Linked DNA regions of Homo sapiens: region 2 is linked to region 1. Evidence: read pairs that join two places in POLR2A ChIA-PET (ENCODE). Cell type or tissue: PC-9. All regions are shown on one strand. Each heading gives the region's core, and the rest is flanking DNA. Links, peaks and the distances in the headings are about the cores only.

Evidence for each region. Peaks named below come from ENCODE experiments on the same cell type or tissue, not always from the same donor. Only the 100,000 strongest peaks of a DNase experiment are listed, where the experiment ranks them.
Region 2: POLR2A ChIA-PET joins it to region 1 with 8 read pairs; 5 of 35 experiments call an interaction of 5 or more read pairs at or near these places.

What each region holds. Positions count from the first base shown.
Region 1 is chr10:110,926,508-110,937,287 of GRCh38, forward strand. All of the region lies in intron 1 of SHOC2 (SHOC2 leucine rich repeat scaffold protein), which reads left to right. It also overlaps the pseudogene RPL13AP6. Among named protein-coding and RNA genes, the nearest start is that of SHOC2, 12 kb to the left of the region's middle. In PC-9, for the core only: no CTCF peak of the experiment used is centred there; DNase peaks (open chromatin) are centred at 6,204 and 6,494; H3K4me3 peaks cover 768 bases; H3K27ac peaks cover 1,213 bases.
Region 2 is chr10:110,873,312-110,881,474 of GRCh38, forward strand. PDCD4 (programmed cell death 4) reads left to right here. Exons shown (of 12, transcript NM_014456.5): 2 at 2,655-2,759; 3 at 7,922-8,163. The coding sequence starts at 2,717. Among named protein-coding and RNA genes, the nearest start is that of PDCD4, 5.5 kb to the left of the region's middle. In PC-9, for the core only: no CTCF peak of the experiment used is centred there; no DNase peak of the experiment used is centred there.

The DNA.
Region 1 (10,780 bases), core at 3,791-7,790:
GACTGAAATTACTCCTAGAGGGATAAGAGAGTTGAAAATAAGAGCAGAAGAAAAACTCGAAAAGCCAGATGCAAGACATTTTGTAAAAACAGCAGTTTATAGCAACTTAATGTTATGACAAACATGCGTAGAATCTTTCAAGACACTTTGTTTTATACATAGAATAGTATAGAAAATAATGATCTAGGATCATGAAGAAGAGGTTATTGGATATTAGTAAATTTTGTTAATAACCTCATGTATTTTGGAAAAATTCCATTCAAAATGATACAATTTAAAACTTTTACTGTGTTAAGCTTTTCTTACTGGGAAGGTTTGCTTAATGAGGTAAAATATAGTAGGTAACAGTATTTATTGAACAAAATTTAAGTTGAAACAAATAATTATCTGAAAATACTGATCAGTGCAGTATAATATACTACCTTGTAATTTGTAGAGGTAGATACTATAATTACTATGTGTTTCTTTGTTTACTTTGCTATGAAATATGTAAAATTGAGTAGCAACATTTTTTTCTTGACCCACTTTTAATGAAAACAACCTGTTGCATTGATAAGACAAAATAACTAAGTATTTCTTCAACTTTTATTCTGTTAAAGAAAATAAGCTTAATTCCTTGGCATTGCCTGGTTAACCGGACTGGGAAAATTAGGTTGAAAGTCATAGTTCTTTGCTAAAAGTATGTGGTGTCTGACAGATTGGGTGACCTGAAATAGATTATATTTAATTCAGTTTGGGTTTGTATATATCTGCGATATAGAATTCAAAATTTCACCAGAGCTTTAGTTCTGGTTCAAATAAATTACATTTTATTTTAATATTGTGATCTCTTGAATTCTGTGACTATAAGGATAGGTAGGAGAGCTAGTTATTTTGCTCCTAAAACAAATATTGGTTTATCTACCATGTGCTAATTGCAACTCTAAACTCATAGAAATGGGATGCTTATATACTAGGCAGCTTAAAATAGTAAGGTTTTATGATTTAATCTTGAAGACATTTATTTCTGTACTTTGGAAGTAGTGATTTGAAATTCTTAATACTAGAAAATGGCCTAGTTTCAGAACACCCACTAAGCAACTGTGGGAACTCAGTATGCTAAATGGCTGGTAGTGCTGCAGTATTTTTTAAATTTTCCCCACCTCCTGTTATATAATAGCTTATAGTAGTACAACAGAATATGAGTATTTGGGACGAGAACAAAGCATATTGAAACCGCAAAATGATGTGAGATTGTGTCAGGCTTTGTGTTGGGCACCAAGCACCTTAAGATAGTCAGATATAATGATGGTTAGTGAATGTTTGAAATAAATCAAGTGGTAATGTTTTAGGTTGCAAATAAGGCTCATGAAAATAATTATTTGGAGGCTTGAGAAAAATGACTTTTAAAATGGAGTCACTATTTTTAAAACACAATACTCTTTTATTAGAAAAAGTTTGATAACTCTGATATAAATATTCCAATGATGCTTGTGTACAATACTTAAAGCTTTTAGTGAAAATAGTTTTTATTTAAATATTTCCCCTGGCCAAGTGTGGTGGCTCACACCTGTAGTCCCAGCACTTTGGGAGGCCGAGGCGGGTGGGTCACCTGAGGTCAGGAGTTAGAGAACAGCCTGGGCAACATGGTAAAACCCTGTCTTTACTAAAAAAACAAAAATTAGCTGGGTGCAGTGACGCATGCCTGTAATCCCAGCTACTTGGGAGGCTGAGGAAGGAGAATCGCTTGAACCTGAGGGGCAGAGGTTGCAGTGAGCTGAGATCACACTACTGCACTCCAGCCTGGGCAACAAACAAGCAAAATAATTTCCCGAGACTGTTGTGCAACCCCGTCATTGTAGCATTGTTTCAGCCTATGAGAACCAGATACTGAAATTGATTAGAAACTATTAAAAAAAGTTCACTATTTACTTTTTTATTTAGGAAAATATGGTTATAAAGGAATTTGATAAAACATACTTTTACTAGCTTATTTTGTTAATTTATAAAGGGACCAAGTTGAGCCTGCACTAGTTGTAAAAGATAGATTAATATTAAATGTTTCAGATAAAAGGTTTTATGATATGAAAAAGGATGGACTTAAATTTGCTTTAAACATCAGCTGTATGGCAGGCACAGTAGCTTATACCTGTAATCCCAGGAGTTTGGGAGGCTGAGGCAGATGGATCGCTTGACTCACAAGTTTGAGACCAGCCTGGGCAGCATGGTGAAACCCCGTCTCTACCAAAAATACAAAAATTAACAGGGTGTGGTGGCATGCATCGGTAGTCCCAGCTACTTGGGAGACTGAGGTGGGAGGATGGCTGGAGCCTAGGAGGTGGAGGTTGCAGTGAGCCTAGATCTTGCCACTGTACTCCAGCCTGGGGAACACATCCAGACCCTGTCTCAAAAAAAGTCAGCTGTATAACTCCTGTAGAGTTAGCTCTGTGAGTAATACCTTAATGCATATGAAAAAACTTTCCTGGCTTTTTCTCAATTGGAACTCAATTATACCTGATATTTGCAGGTATATATGTGTATTATATAAATACCATAATATAACAACAATGATCCTGTGCCAAGATCTTGAAGATTTTTGTTTTATCAAAGAAAGCTGAAATTGTTTAATATAATTGAAGTTTTCTTATATTTTGTCATATTCAAATTCTTTGAAAATTGATAATCTATAAATAGTAGATTGATGTGGTAAAAATAAAAATTGTTCATTAGCACATCTTATGGCCATTATCCAGTTTTTATAACTAATTATGCAAATTGATAATATTTGAGTTGCTTCCAAGAGCAACTAAGAATCACTAATGTCAACATTTTTTTCTTCCTGGCATGATTTAAATAATATATCACTTGCTACCTGCAAATTACTACGTGATTTACATGTTTGTGGTATGGAAATTTTTTTCATATCAAAGCTTCTGATGTGGGAATCTTATTTCATATCAAAGCTTCTGATGTGGGAATCTTATTTTGAGATTTTCTTTATCTGCTTGAACTGCTATAATAAAATACCATAGACTGGGCGGCTTAAGCAACAGTATATATATTTCTTACAGTTCCGAAGGCTAGAAAGTCCGAGATTGAGGTGCCAGCCGTTTCTGTTCAGGGCGAATGAAGAGTCTCTTACAGGTCTTCCTGCTGTATCTTCAGTTGGCAGAAAGTGAGAGAGCAAGTTCTCTGGTCTCCTCTTACAAGGGCATTAATCCCATTATGAAAACCCCACCCTTGTGACCTCATCTAAACCTAAGTACCTCCCAAAGGTCCCATCTTCAAATACCATCACATTGGAGGTTATAGCTTCAGCATAAGAATTTGGGAAGGACACAGTTCAGGACATAGCAGGATTATATTCACAAGATAGTAGTTAATACATACCAGTTGGGAATTGTAGGGTTGTGTTTAATGTGTTAAATTACAAAAATAAAGTATCCCTTTATGTATATTAAAACATATAAGAGCTGCCTTTCAATATCTTGAGTAACTTCTGATGGGAGAAATTCCTTATTATCCTTAAATTGAGTATGGCTGCTTATTATGTTTCTTTTGATCTTATATGAGGAAGATTTTAGCTTTGTGATATTTTTTAAAATGTAATACAGAGATAATGAGATTATATTTTTAAAACCCAAATTATAAAAGTTCTATTTAATAAACCAAACTGTCAGAATGGTAGATAAATAGTTGAACATAGAGGTCTTTTAAAGTCTCAGAAATGGACCATATAAATGTAAGAAACGCCAGTTGTTTTATAATCATGGCAACTTACTAAATACTGACTGATACTCAAATATAAGATACCTTGAGACCACACACTCCTAGTCTTGTTATTGAGAGCGCATTTATTTTTGTTTTTTTTCTGACAGTTTCCGATAGTTTAAATAGAGTGAGTAATGGAAAGGATTTATAATGAGATAGACTTAGTGAAGAAATATGTGGCTTTATATGTACAAAAAAGTAGTAGTTAAATTTAATTAACAGTTTTTAGTTTAAAAGGTCTGAAAATCTTTTTTTCTTTGAAAATACTATATTGAATATTGTAGTCATCTTAGTGTATGTAGCAGTTATATTTTCTCTTTTGCTTTACACTGGTAATTAAATAGCCTTTTTTTTAAAATTGCCAGTTTGCATGGGAAATGAAAAGTAAAGTATATCTTGGGAATACTTAAGTTGTGTATGACATGTTTGGAGTTCCTTGGCAAGAAAGGCAATTTAAGCAAATATTCACGAGTAAATCTTTTTTTTTTTTTTTGGTAGTGTTTGTGTGGCATTTAAAACTTTTCAGATAATGTTTGGTCATTTACCATTTGACGTTTACCATTATATCTTAGTACTTTTGAGACTTTTAAATCCCCTCTTCCCTATCCTGCCTTTTAACTGTGAGACTTTGGTGAAGAATTTTGCAGTTTATGCATATGGTGAGTTGAAGTGTTGTACAAGAGAGCTGTAATCCCAATTATGGTTTATATTGTGGATTGGGTAAACAGGAATTTTCAGTTCTTTGCTCTAAACTCTTGTTTTCCTAGAATGTAAATTACACGTAAAGTCTTTTGCTTTCCCATAAGAAGTAATGCAGGTTTCCTAAAAAACTCCCATTTGCTGCTATATAAAATAAATCAGTCCCATGTCTCTCCATGTCTTTCCAAAATATTTTATTTTGCTTCCTTACCAAGGAGGGAAAAAGTTGAATGAATGAATTTGAAGATGCTATGAGTTGTGGACTCTTGACATAATTCTAGTTAAATGGACAAGTGTAGAACATTTTATTTTTGTGGACAGCCGTTAGCCTCTATCCCCTACCTCAGGTTCACTTGTGCTGCTTAAAGGTGTGCTTTTCCATTTCTCTGTAAACAATAACATTCTTTTGAGCATGTTAATTGTGGGTGTTTTCTCATTCTTTGGACCAATCTTTTGGTCTTCTAACTTTGAAAGCTCCTTTTTAAACTCTTAAACTGCAAAAATATATAGGTTTACATGATTTAGGTGGGAGAGCTCTTTCTTTTTATTTAAAAGAATAAGAAGCCTTTACATCTTAATAAATAATGGGAAATACAATTGAAATCTTGTCATTTTTAGGTATTCATGTCAAAATTTGAGTGACCTGGAGTTAATTTTAAGTAGGATATAGGGGAACTCCATGCATGAGATGAAACCTTGTTTATTGTTCATTTATCATGTTATTAAACCAGTATTTATTGAGCATTTATTTTGTGCTCAATAAAAGGTTCATAATATTATGTTTAGAGTTATTTATAGAGTAAAAATTGCTGTCTAGAATGGCAGATAAAGCCAAATTAGCAAGTATTTATTGTTCTTTCAATAAATATAAGTGTTATATGTGCTAAGTATTGTCCTAAGTACTAGAATACAACTGTGAAAAAGGCAGAAGGGTTCCTGTTTTCCCATTACCTTTAAATGAGAGAGTCAGACAACTAACCTGCCAAGTCTAATAATAGCATGATAAGTGTTCTGTTAGGGGAAGTTTTAAGTGGGAACACAGAGGAGGTGGTATGCAGAAAGGCTTTTGAATAATTAGGAAAAGCCTTCCCAGACCTCTAAGCTGAGGTCTGAAGAGTAAGTAGGAGTTAGCTCAGTGAAGAATTGTAAATCTGTGTTTCTGGCAGAAGAATATAGCTTGTGCAAAGTCCTTGAGACAGGAGATAGAAGACGCTGCCATGGGATGTGAAAGAAGTTCATGTGACCATAGTGCAAGATGGGAAGTATTAGAGTTGTGGCAAAAGTATGCAGGGGCTAGATCTTCAAGACATGTGAATTATTATTAAGAAATTTGGGTTTAATCCTGAGGACTCCCCTCAGTTCTTTTAATTGGACATTAACCTGATTAGATTTGAATGTTTGAAAGATCACTCTAATTACAACATAGTGATTAGGTTAAGAACAGGATGGGAAAGTGGATATGGTGAGACCAGTTAGAAGGCTATTAGAAGAGAGAATTTGGTATACCTTATAGCAGGGTAATGGCAGTGAGAATGAAGAGAAGCCAATGGCATTGAGAAATTTGGGGAGAAAAATTGATAAGATTTGGTGATTGTCAGAATGTAAACATTGAAGGGGAGAGAGAAGTCAGGATGACACCACCTGGATTCCTAGCCCCCTTTCACCTTTTTTGGTTGATTCCTGCTTAGATGTTATCTCTTTTAAGAAGCCTTTCCTGATTCCCCTAACCTCCAAGGCTAATTCAGGTGCCTTCCCTTTGTGCTTCAACAGCACTTACTCGACTTTTTTCTTGCTTTACTCACTTGTGTATAAGCTTTCAGGCAAGGATTGTGCTTTATTGTTATTGCATGGTTTGCACCTTGCAAAGTGCAAGGTATACTAAGTGCATTACACTTAGTATAAATGTTGACCAAATGAAAATATACTTTTTATATTTATAAAAATTTAAATGTAATTGGAGAAAATTGGTTTTCTGAACTGCTAATATTCAAAACTTGTTTTACAACTTTAGAGTGAGTCATATCATTCCATGTACTTCTGAATGCCACTTGTAAAAACAGTTTATATTGTAATTCTGGCTGGAAGTAGTAGATATATTAAGTTCTTTATGGGTAATCATAGACTAAATGATCTCTGATTATTATATAGATCTTTTATGCATTCAGATTTTCTTTGTAGGTAAAGTTTTAATTGGCTTTATTAGTTTAAAAATTAACATCACTATCAGTGTTACATATATTTTGTTTCAAAATGAGAGTAGCTTTTTTTCTAATTATGAAAGGAGTGATTACTCATTGTATACATTTAAAAGATATACATACAGAGATAAAAAGTGAAAATCACCTGTAATTGAAGGATAGCATTGCTAACACTTTATGTTCTTCTAGACTTTGAAAATTTTATATATATTTATGATTATATATGATTAAGTTAAAAGAAAAATTAACAGTAAATACTTATGTTTGTACAAGATAAGGTATTAATATCATTTATAGTAAGAATCTTAATAGCCAGTATGTAGCCAAATAAACCAATAGGACTAGGATACTAAACTTCAATTATTACAGGAGACCAGGCAGGTAACATAAATGAGTGAACCCAGTAGGGGAAATATATGAGGTGGTTGAATTGTAGAACACTTGGAGAGGGCAGCTCCTTTTCAATGTCAGTTGATTTTCGTCATTAAGAAGTATGGAGCTGGGCGCAGTGGCATGCACCTGTAGTCCCACTACTCTGGAGGCTGAGGTGGGAGGATCTCTTGAGCACAGGAGTTCAAGGCTGCAGTGCACACTGATCACACCTGTGAACAGCCTAGACACTGCACTCCAGCCTAGACAATGTAGTAAGACCCTGTCTCTAAAAAACAAACAAAAGAAATGTGGATCCAGTCCAGTGATGCCCATATCTTTTGATTTTTTTTTTAACGAAAGTTTGGATTTTTTTGTGAGGCTCCCAAAGATTAAATTCTGGCAAATTAAAAAAGCCACAGTGTGTGTTAAGCACGATGTAGCTATTAGCTGTATTTTGTTTGAATACCACAAACAGTGGAAGAATGGAAAGATCTGCACACTCTTACTAATATGTAGATTTAAATAATATATCATTTGCATACGTCAGATTGATGAAAATGATTACTAATTTGCAAGGCTGGAAGAGTATAAGTTGATGCAGGCTCTTTGGAAGAAGGCAGTTTGGAACTACGTATAAAAATTTAAAATGCATATTAGTTTGGACCTGACAGTTCTACTTTCAGGAATCTGCCTTACAGAAATATTAGTCCCTGTGGGTGAAGATTGATGTTCAGTGAAGCATTATATATCTTGGTGAAAACAAGATTAAAAAATGTAAAGGAAAATAGAAACAACCTAAATATCAGTTGATAATAGGAATGATTAAATTATGATATAGCCATATCACAAATCATAGGCAATGAAAAGATGAAATATATCTGTATTCCTGTGTGGAGAGAGTCTAGAATTTACTATTTGTTAGTTACATACAAAAATTATAATTTATATACATAAAGTTATACTATGCTGTCATTTTTAATATCCGTACAACATTGCATAGTACCATAATTTAGTCTATTGATGTACATTAGGTTATTTCTAATATTTTGCTATTTATGTGCACATTGCAGTGAACACTCCCTTTACATATGTCCTTGTAGTGTTGTCTCCTAAGATATATTCCTTTTATATCTTACATGGTGACAACATTAAATATCTGAACTCTGTGACATCTTGGGGACATACATTTACCTCTGATAATTTGCTATTTGTATGACCCTTGAATTGAGTAAATGCACCCTAGGCATGGTAGACCAGAGAACTAACCAGAAAAGTGGCACTGTGTTTAGTCATCCTAGATTCTTTAAGATTTTTAAAGGTAACTTAAGTAGTAGTTTTTGTCTAGTCCATACATGCATGTGGTGTAAAATTCAAAAGATATAGAAAGGTAAAGTAAATCTTTCTCCCACTCTGAAACCTCTTCTACCCAGTTTCTGCTCCTGGGAAACTACTATGAGTTTATTCATCCTTCTGCACATATTTTATACATATATGTATACTTTCTGCACATATATGTGCATATATATGTATATATTTTAAGTTTTTTGTAAATGATAGCATACTATGCTGTTCTACAGTTCACTTTTTCTCACTTAACTATAATAATATCTAACACTTACGTAGTGCTTTGTTCTAGGCCCTGTTCTAACAAGTGTTTTTGTATTGATTACTAATCTTCATCACAAACGTGAGAAGTAGGTAAATATTATTCCCTTACCACAGAGGAAGAAACTGAGGCACAGAAACTTTAAATGACATGCTAGTAGGTTGTCAGCTGGAAGGTGAACTCCAGCATCCAGCAGTTTGGCTACAGAGTCTTTTATATTAGCCCATTTGCTATACTAACTCAATTGTTGCCTCATTCTTTTTATTAACTACATAATATTCCCTTGAAAAAACTTCAGTTTATCTAACTAGGTCCTAGTTGGTGGACATTTAGGTGTTTCCATATACTGCTGTTATAGATGATGCTAGTGTGAATATCCTGGTGCTTATAAATGCCTGTGTCATTTTGAATATGTAAATCTCTTTCATTTTCATCCATTCAAATTTGGGAGTTAGGGGAGTCTTGTGTTCATATAGTTACATTCTATTTTGAGATCTAATATGAGACTTTTTTTTCAATGAATGTATTTAGCTAATTTATATTTATTATATCATTATGGTTATAGCCTCATCTTTTATAGCTAATGGACTAAGAGATAAGTCAAGGTATGTTAACAATTGAAATATACTTAAAGATGTAAAGCAGTACAGTATAAAGATATTAGCATTCCTCAGTCTATTTACTCTCTCACGTTTTGTTGGTTATATAAAAACATTATCAGGAATTGTAACAATTACATTATATTCTATAGCCATAGCCATAGTTTTAGACCAATAGTTAAGTGGATTCAAATGCTCAAAGTTTGTTATTTTCGATAGTTTTTTAAAAATCTTTTAGATGGCTGAACTTTATCATCAAGTATTTTCTTAAAGTTTATGAAAACTATTCCTTAGGGTTTTGCATATTTAATGATGTTTTATGCTGGGGGTAAATTCTTGAGTACTCTAGATATTGCTTCACTGATTTTTTTTTTTTTTTTTTGAGTCGGAGTTTCGCTATTGTCGCCCAGGTTGGAGTGCAATGGCGCGATCTCGGCTCACTGCAACCTCCGCCTCCTGGGTTCAAGTGATTTTCCAGCCTCAACCTCCTGAGTAGCTGGGATTACAGGCGCCCTCCACCCTGCCCGGCTAATTTTTGTATTTTTTTTTTTTAGTTGAGACGGGGTTTCACCATGTGGCCAGGCTGGTCTCAAACTCCTGAACTCAGGTGATCCGCCTGCCTTGGCCTCCCAAAGTGCTGGTATTACAGGCGTGAGCCACCGCACCCAGCCTGCTTCACTGATGTTTAAACATTGATTCCCTCCTCCTTCACATGTTAAGATAGTAATGTTTTTTGCGTAGATTCTCAAAGGATTCTCTTTTTAAATCTTTGAGAAACAGTAATTTTACTATTGCAGTATTTATCTTGATTAGTCTGCATCAGCTTTTCTTAGGAAAGGGCATGTCCTTTTCTTTTCCTTTTTTTTTTTTTTTAACAGTCTTTATTGGGCTCAGACCAGGAGTCCGTGGGTCTTGAGGACCTCTGTGTATTTGTCAGTTTTCTTCTCCATGTTCCTCTTGGCCTGTTTCCGTAGGCTTATGAGCTCTTTCTTCTTCCGGTAGTGGATTTTGGCTTTCTCTTTCCTCTTCTCCTCCAGGGTGGCTGTCACTGCGTGGTACTTCCAGCCAACCTCGTGAGCCAGGTGCCCCAGATAGGCAAACTTTCTTGTAGGCTTCAGACGCACAACCTTGAGGGCAGCAGGAACCACCATCCGCTTTTTCTTGTCGTAAGGCGGTGGGATGCAGTCAAACACCTTGAGGCGGTCCAGAGCGGCCTGGCCTCGCTTGGTCTTGTGGGGCAGCATACTTCGCACAGTCAGCCAGAAGATGGGGCTGGGGGCCCGGAAGTGGTAGGGGCGTCGGAAAGGGTTGGTGTTCATCCGCTTGCGGAGGAAAGCCAAGTACTTCAACTTGTTTCTGTAGAAATTGCCAGAAATGTTGATGCCTTTGCAGCGTACGACCACCACCTTCCGGCCCAGCAGTACCTGTTTAGCCACGATGGTCGCCAGGCGGCCCAGGAGATGGCCTCGACCATCAAGCACCAGGACCTGCACCTCTGCCATCTTCGGCTGCCCCTTGGGAAAGCTGCTTTTTTTTTTTTTGGTCCAATCCTGACT
Region 2 (8,163 bases), core at 4,153-8,152, 53 kb before region 1:
TTTAAGCTGCTAATTAGCCGTTCGTAGCCGAAGAATGAATACAAGTAATCCTAGTTAATAAATGGCCAAAGCTTGACTCCCCAAAATGCCAGAGCAATTTATGAGGTATATTTCAGGAAATACATATGTATATATTTCGTGGGGGAGTGGAGGGTCTGTCTCTTAGGGAATGTCTTGGCAGTTGAATACTTCTGATTGTATATTTCGTGTAACACACTGGAGAAAAGAACAGTGTTTAATGTCAGCCTTCATTTTCTTCTAACTTGTATGTATAGTTTTCTCATCGAAAATTCATTTTTGTAGGTTAGTATGAAGGAAATAGCGTTTGGATTTTTTGCTTTATATTTTCTTGTTTGGGCCAATTAAGGGTTGTTAAATAAATTGGAAAAAATCCTACTACTTTAAAGAGCGTAAAAACGTGGAACATGTCTTATCTAAACTCTTAAAACGTGTTTGTTGCTGTCAAATATGACTTGAGTTCCTGATCGGGTTATCATTGCCTAAAGACACAGGACTATTTTTTTTATTAAGATAACTTTGTTTTTATCTTAATAAAAGAGATGATAGTCATTTCCTGACAGTTTTGTCTGACGGAATGCCTTCTGTATAATAGTTTAAAATAATTATTTTTAGTGTTTGGAAAACAGCATTTAAAAGTTTGAACAGCAGAAGTCTGTTTTAAGAAGCTTCTGTTAACCCTTGAAAAGAATCTTCCTGTGGGATATTAAAATTTTGGATTGAACTTGTGCAAACAGTACTGGATTTGGAAGGTCTGGATTCTCATCCTGGCTGTTCCACTAAGCAGCTGTCTGTCCTTGGACATATCACCTACCCTCTCTGAATCTGTTTAGTTGTGTGTAAGGTGGAATACCTACCCGAAGGTTTTTCTGTAAGGTACATTAAATAATACATGTACAATTCTTTTTGAATTGTAAAGGGCTTTATGAACATCAATTATAATCATTTCGCTTATTAGGTTCTGCAGAAAGTATTCTCTCAAAAGTTATACTTTCATCAAGAATGAAAAAGACTTTGTAATGGAACTCTAAAAAACTGAAACACGTATCATATGACATTATTCCTTTCCTATATGTATTTCATGCATGGAATTAAAACAGAATGTAGCCTTTTCAGCCATGAAGGATGCTGAGTGTTTAGATTTGCAAACCATTTTTGTTCATATATTTATATGAATCTCTACATATTTTTAAGATTTTTTTTTCATATCTAAAGTTGGCGGGAGTTATAGTGAAAAGTGATTATAAAGATTCACATATATTAATTTATTCTTAACAGAATTAGAGAATGATCTCACCATTTTCTTAAGTTCCCAAGCAATATGATAGCATATTAGTCTGAGGATTATACCATAGTAAGAAGCCTATAATTTTAACATAAGGTCCATTTGTTTTTGTTTCACAAAATAATACCGTTTTCTGAAGAAAAGGGCTATAAACTTATGTTAGCAAATAGTAGTACATAATGAGGAATTTAAAAGTCAGTTTCACCTTTGAGTCCCAGGAGGCTCTGTATATATCATTGTTATCCTAAAATGACATCTAACAGTAGGTTAAGTTATATAGGAAAAAATGTGCTTTTCTGTAATTAATTTATTAGGCATTTTCACTAATTTGTGCATTTTATATCTCTGAAGAGCACACTGCTAGCAACCTGATTGTAAATGACCAGAAGGACTTATATCCAACCTATGTGACTTAAACATACACTTAAGTACTCTAAACCACTATTTAAAAAATACTTCTAGAGAGATTCTGAAATCTTAATTTGGTTGCACTTTCTGGTAATATATTTTTTGAAAACTATTTTGATATTTCTTTCATATAACATTATTGGATCTGTATCACTAAGTTAATTGTCTAAAAGGTAACTGATTTCATCAAACCTTCCAGTATTAATAATTTTTAAGCCATTTTGAAACTGAGGCCTAAAATACTGAAATGCTTATGTCGTTGTACTTACTCCTTTCTGAAATGATCAGATTTTTAAAAAATGGATTTCTCATATAAATAATATTATCAAAAAAGGATTTCTCATATAAATAATATTATCAAAAAAGCTGATTTTAAAAGTTTCTCCCAAAGTCTTATTCTAGTAATTATAGAGACCTAGGTAATGAGTGGCAGATATATCTGCCTTTCAGATATGCCGTAATGTGAAAAATAACACAGTCATGTGATATTCTTTATTAACTAAAACTGTGTTGTTTTTATTTTGGAGTAGTTCTCATAATTCATTGGTAGGGAACTATCCAGTATTTATATTCCTATGTATGTATATCAGATTAATTTTGAGGCTTGGTATTCCTAAAAGATTTGGATGTGTGTATTTCTTTAACTTGACGTAAACATGTATCACAAACATATCTTTTAATTCCAATTAAAGGGGTGCTTTGGCACATGCTGAAATCTGGGATTTTTTTTTTTGACTTTGATAAATTTATCAAAAAGATTGGAACCAAATGTTAATTAGGGTAAGTTGTCTTTGAAAGTAAAGTGAACTGTTTTATTTAATGGAATTGTGTGTTTTTTGTTGTTGTCGTTTGTTTTTACAGTGTGCTTAAGTAAGTTTAATTCAGCTTAATTACATCAGTTTAAAAGATCTTGAAGCTTTCTTTTTTTCTTTTAAAAAAACAGATTCTGAAGGAAGATTTCCATTAGGTAATTTGTTTAATCAGTGCAAGCGAAATTAAGGGAAAATGGATGTAGAAAATGAGCAGATACTGAATGTAAACCCTGCAGGTAAGTAAGGATATCCTTTTTTCTTTTTTTCTTCGTTTTGAGACAGGATCTTGCTCTGTCACCCAGGCTGGAGTGCAGTGGTGTGATCATGGCTCACTGCAGTTTTGACTTTCCTGGGCTTAAGAGATCCTCCCCTATCTCAGCCTCCTCAGCAGCTGGGACAACAGGTGTGTGCCACCACACCAGGCTAATTTTTTATTTTTTGTAGAGATAGGATTTCACTATGTTGCCTAGGCTGAAATATCTTGAAGCTTGACTATGTTGTGAGGAAGCTTCAGACCATTCCATATTTTATAAAAACATGATAGAAAAACTATCTTTAAATACTCTTTTATTCATGCTGTAAGAAAACAGGCTATATTATTTTTAAAGTCAAGTTTGTGATTTTTATTTTCATGGAAATTCATTACATGTCCTATTTTTCTGCCTATCCTTTCACATTCCACATATTCCTATTCTCTGTTATATAGTACAGAATAGAGAAGAATAGTGAGCCTGCTTATTTTCACATGGGCTAGTTAGTGATTTCTGTAATATAAACTTACTGGTATCTTTGGTATCTTTCCTAACAAATAATTTTTATATTCTAAATTACCTAGGGTATTTTCCCTAATTCTCCATGGTGCTTCAATAGCATGTTATTATCATAAAAATGAACAGTTTTGTGGAATAGATGACCAAATGTGAGTAACTCAAGATAATTTAAAATGTATTTATAGTTTTAAAAATAATCTCCCAAAAAGTTAATTAGAATTGTGTAATATCTGAATAGTGAGAACAGTTCATATTGGTATACTTTGGATAATTCTTTGTCTTATAATTTTATTAATATTGAAAGCTATTTTCTGTCATTTTAAGTGTATTTCGTAACTAAATACTACATCTTTCTTTCCTCAGTGACTTAACTCACTATTGTTTACAATGTACATAGTTTTCTTTGATCTGAACAAACATGTTGAATTTGAAGCTTCTTTACCATTGTTTATTTACAGATCTTTTTAAAGTATGGTAAAAAATTGAAAAAAATTTATGTAATTAATGATCATTTCTGTGCTGCTGTATACAATAGCTGTATGAGTATGCTTTAGGGTTATAAATGGATAATATGTACCTACTTAATTGAGATGGGGATGGTAATACAGTTTAGAATATATTTTACATATAGGTAATTGCTTCTTTTCTGCACTGTCCAGTATGGTGACCACTAGCTACATGTGGTTATTACTCCTGGGCTCAAGTGATCCTCCCTCTTCAGCCTCCTCAGTAGCTGGATTACAGGCGTGTGCACCACTGTGCTTAGCCACATGTGTTTGTTGAGTACTTGAAATGTGGCTACTCTGAGTTGAGATGAAGGTCAACTATCTCAATAATTTGTTATATTGCTTGCATGTTGAGATGATATGGTTATATTAGATTAAATAAAATATATTTAAATTAATTTCACCTGTTTTTACTTTTTAATGTGGCTACTGGAAAATTTAAAATTTCTTATATGGCTTGCATTCTATTTCTATTAGAAATAGAAACACAGCTTTAAAATGTGTACTTTTTGTTTCCTAACTACAATAAGACCTAGTTCTAACCCTGTTCTTGGTGCTTGTGTCCAGCACTGCTTTAAAATAAAAGACTTGTTCTTCAATATTTGAATAGGCCTAAGATAGACCCTCTTTGTAGTAAATTCTTCACATAGCAAATAGTCCAAGTCACACTCTTACTCTTTTACTTGGAGGAAGTAGGTTATTCTGACCTTCAGTTTTTTCATGTATAAAATTGGGATATAAATACCCTCTGTATAGATTTATAATTAGGATTTAGTGAGATATTGTATATGTGTGTTAAGTCTGTGAAGCACATACTAGGTATGTAATACATGAAAGTGTGGTAATGTTATTCTAATTATGCCACTCATTGGACACCAGTAATTGAAAATGTGATTTTCTGGTGCTGTGGTCATATACAATTGGAGTGGTTACTATTGAGATATCAGAATTCAGAAAGAGGGAATTAGTACACAGTAGGAAACAATTTTGAAGTCAATCACATTCTGTACTCAGCTTATCATTTTAATTTTGGTTTTCTTAAAGTCAGCTCAATAGGGGTTATGGAACTCCAACAGTTAGGTGAGTATGAGTAACAAAATATAAAGCAATTAATACAAACATGGGTTAAAAATGATAAGGTCAAATATATAAATTATACTGAGAGAATGTTTACTGCTGCAGAGACACAAACATACTTGAAAGGATGTTAAAATTGTTGAAGAAAAGAAAACTCGATTATGGGAAATAGATGTATTTAAATTGAATACTCCAAGGGACAGTTTAAGACATTTTATTATAGTTCTGACTCCTGTGTCTTCTGGACCAGTTTTGTGGTTCACCTTAATGGCACAATGATGAAAGCACTATGTTACAGGTAGATGTTTAATGTTTTTCTCAACCATCCACTCTTACACGAAAATGTCATCTAATTTATGTGATCCTGATCTTTCTGTCCCCTTCCACTTAATCATTTTTGTTTATCTCTCTTTACATTCACGCCCTTGTTCGTCTCTTTAGCTGTCAATACTCTGCTGTATTCTAGTTTTGTATTTTCTGTAGTTATATGGGATTAAAAATGTGGGTTTGAATTCTAGCCATAATCCTTTCTAGATATGTAACTTCTTGTGAAACACATTCCTTCTGTAAAATGAGGATAAACAGTTTCTTTCTAGAGCTCTTGAAGCTTATAGACCACATATGTAAAGTGCCTTAGCTAATAGGTACCAGGTAGTGTGGAATCTAATAGGTACCAGGTAGTGTGGAACCTGGTATCTAATAGATGACAATAGTAATGGTAATGATGAAAGAAACAGTACTACGACTACTTCCACTAAGACTATAATTACTACTGATGGTTATGATGATGTCCCAAACACACCATCCTAACACCGGCTTCTTACCAGTTTGAAAACTTTTAAGGCATTGTTTGACTTCTCTTTAATCCTAGATACATTCTGCTTAAAAGTCCTTCATTATTTTCTTTAAAAGTGTAACATTATTATTTATCCCACAGTTACTACCCTTGCTCTTTACCAGTTAGCTTGTGACTGAATTACTGAAGCATTTTCTTAGCGGTTTCCTACTTTATACTTTCTCTTTTTGTAATATACTCAGTATTCTTCTGCCAAATGAATCCCTCCCATCTCTTCCCTATGATATCTAACTTAAGCTCTGACAATTTGAGTGTGGGAGTAGTTAGCAGTGATTCTGGTGAGGTAAGCAGGGGCAAGATCATAAAGGACCTTAAGTTACAAGGTAAAGAGTTTACATTTTGGCTGGGTGCGGTGGCTCACGCCTGTAATCCCAGCACTTTGGGAGGCCGACGTAGGTGGATCACGAGGTCAGGAGATCAAGACCATCCTGGCTAACACGGTGACCCCATCTGTACTAAAAACACAAAAAAATTAGCCAGGCGTAGTGGCAGGCATCTGTAGTCCCAGCTGGGGCAGGAGAATGGCGTGAACCCGGGAGGCAGAGCTTGCAGTGAGCTGAGATTGCACCACTGCACTCCAGCCTGGGTGACAGAGCGACACGCTGTCTCAAAAAAAAAAAAAAAAAAGTTTACATTTTTTGTGACATAATGGGACTACTTTTAAAGGATCTTCAGTGAGGGCATGCTTGAGAAAATCAGTCTTCATTCAGTATAGTTTGAAGACTGGAGGCAGGGAGACTACTTATGAGACTAGTGAAATAATTTGGCTCTAATTGATGATTTTGTTTAAAACAAAACATTCCTACCTTCCTAAGTATGTCAAGAATTGTAAAGATTTAAACACATGTATGCTTTTTATAGGTTGGTGAAAATTTTTGGTTTCAACATGTCTTAAAACATATTAAAGCCCATGCACATAGACCTGACATGTTATAATTATCTTTAGGCATATAGAAAATGATTTGAGTGATTCAGCTCTGATTTGCGTTAACAATAATGAACAAAACTGTGGCCCAGTGGTAGCTAATTCAGTAGCCTTTCTGACTTAAAGAGCTTTCAGGGCAAAGCCAAGTGCCTCCACTTGATCTCCATGGAATTTGAGTATGAAGGACACTCTGCTAGGTGATGGGGATACAAAGAAGGACATACAGTCTAGTTGTGGTTTCTCCTTTGAAGCTTATGACTTAGTTGGAAGAAAAAGACTGCTATATAAAAAGAAAGTGATTTCCATGACGTGTTGAATGAATAGTATGTGAGCAATTAGTGTTCCTGTACCTAGAGTTGTAAGGGAAGTTTTAATGCAGGGAGTAAGACTTGGGCTATATCCTAAAGGATTTTGATAACTGAAAATAACAGTGAGGGCGACATTCTACTGGGAACTCCAGTATGTTGATCTCTTTCAGAAGAATCAATTTTATATAGGCTGGAAGATTTACAGGATGGTAAGTAATAGGAGAAAAGTTTAGGGAGATGAATTAGGACTTTGAGATGTTGGCTTTTCTTGAAAGCAAACTTTGTCTTGAGGCAGTAAAGCATCAGCAGTTCAGCTCAACAATCATATGCGATTATTTGCTAAATGCCTTTCATTCTCTTTTGGATTACTAATAGTTCTTAAGTGTTTATACCTAGTTATGGGACGTTTGGCAAATCATTTAAACATTCTCAGCCTTAGTTTCCTTATCTGTCTTCAATGTTATAATAATTAACTGCCAAACTTGTGCATAAATAAATGATAGAGTGTCTAGCACAGTGCCTAATAGTAGGCATTCTATAAATATTAGTTTATCTCTCTTCTCAAGATGCTTTGTCTTTTCTTAATATCTCCAATTAGCTCATAAAAGTCTAAGGGTTTTATATTTGGTGTTGCTGTTAGCATAGATTTTATGATCTAAACGTGAAATAACATGCTTCTTTTGGTAAAAACAAACAAATTTGGTTTGTTTTTGGTAAGAAACAAACATGCTTTGTTAAAATTCAGTGCCTTGGTTTACTTTCCTTGATAATGTGAAAAGTAATCTTATTTAGTTGTTTATTAGATTGAAGTAGATGAAATTCCCAATATGTGACTGTAATTTACCTACAAAAATGGTAATGTCATGTGATTCAACCTAATCTAACTTACCACTATATCTATAAAACAGTAGATACTTAAAATACTTAGAATTTTTTTCTTCATTTTTCTCTTTAAGATCCTGATAACTTAAGTGACTCTCTCTTTTCCGGTGATGAAGAAAATGCTGGGACTGAGGAAATAAAGAATGAAATAAATGGAAATTGGATTTCAGCATCCTCCATTAACGAAGCTAGAATTAATGCCAAGGCAAAAAGGCGACTAAGGAAAAACTCATCCCGGGACTCTGGCAGAGGCGATTCGGTCAGCGACAGTGGGAGTGACGCCCTTAGAAGTGGATTAACTGTGCCAACCAGTCCA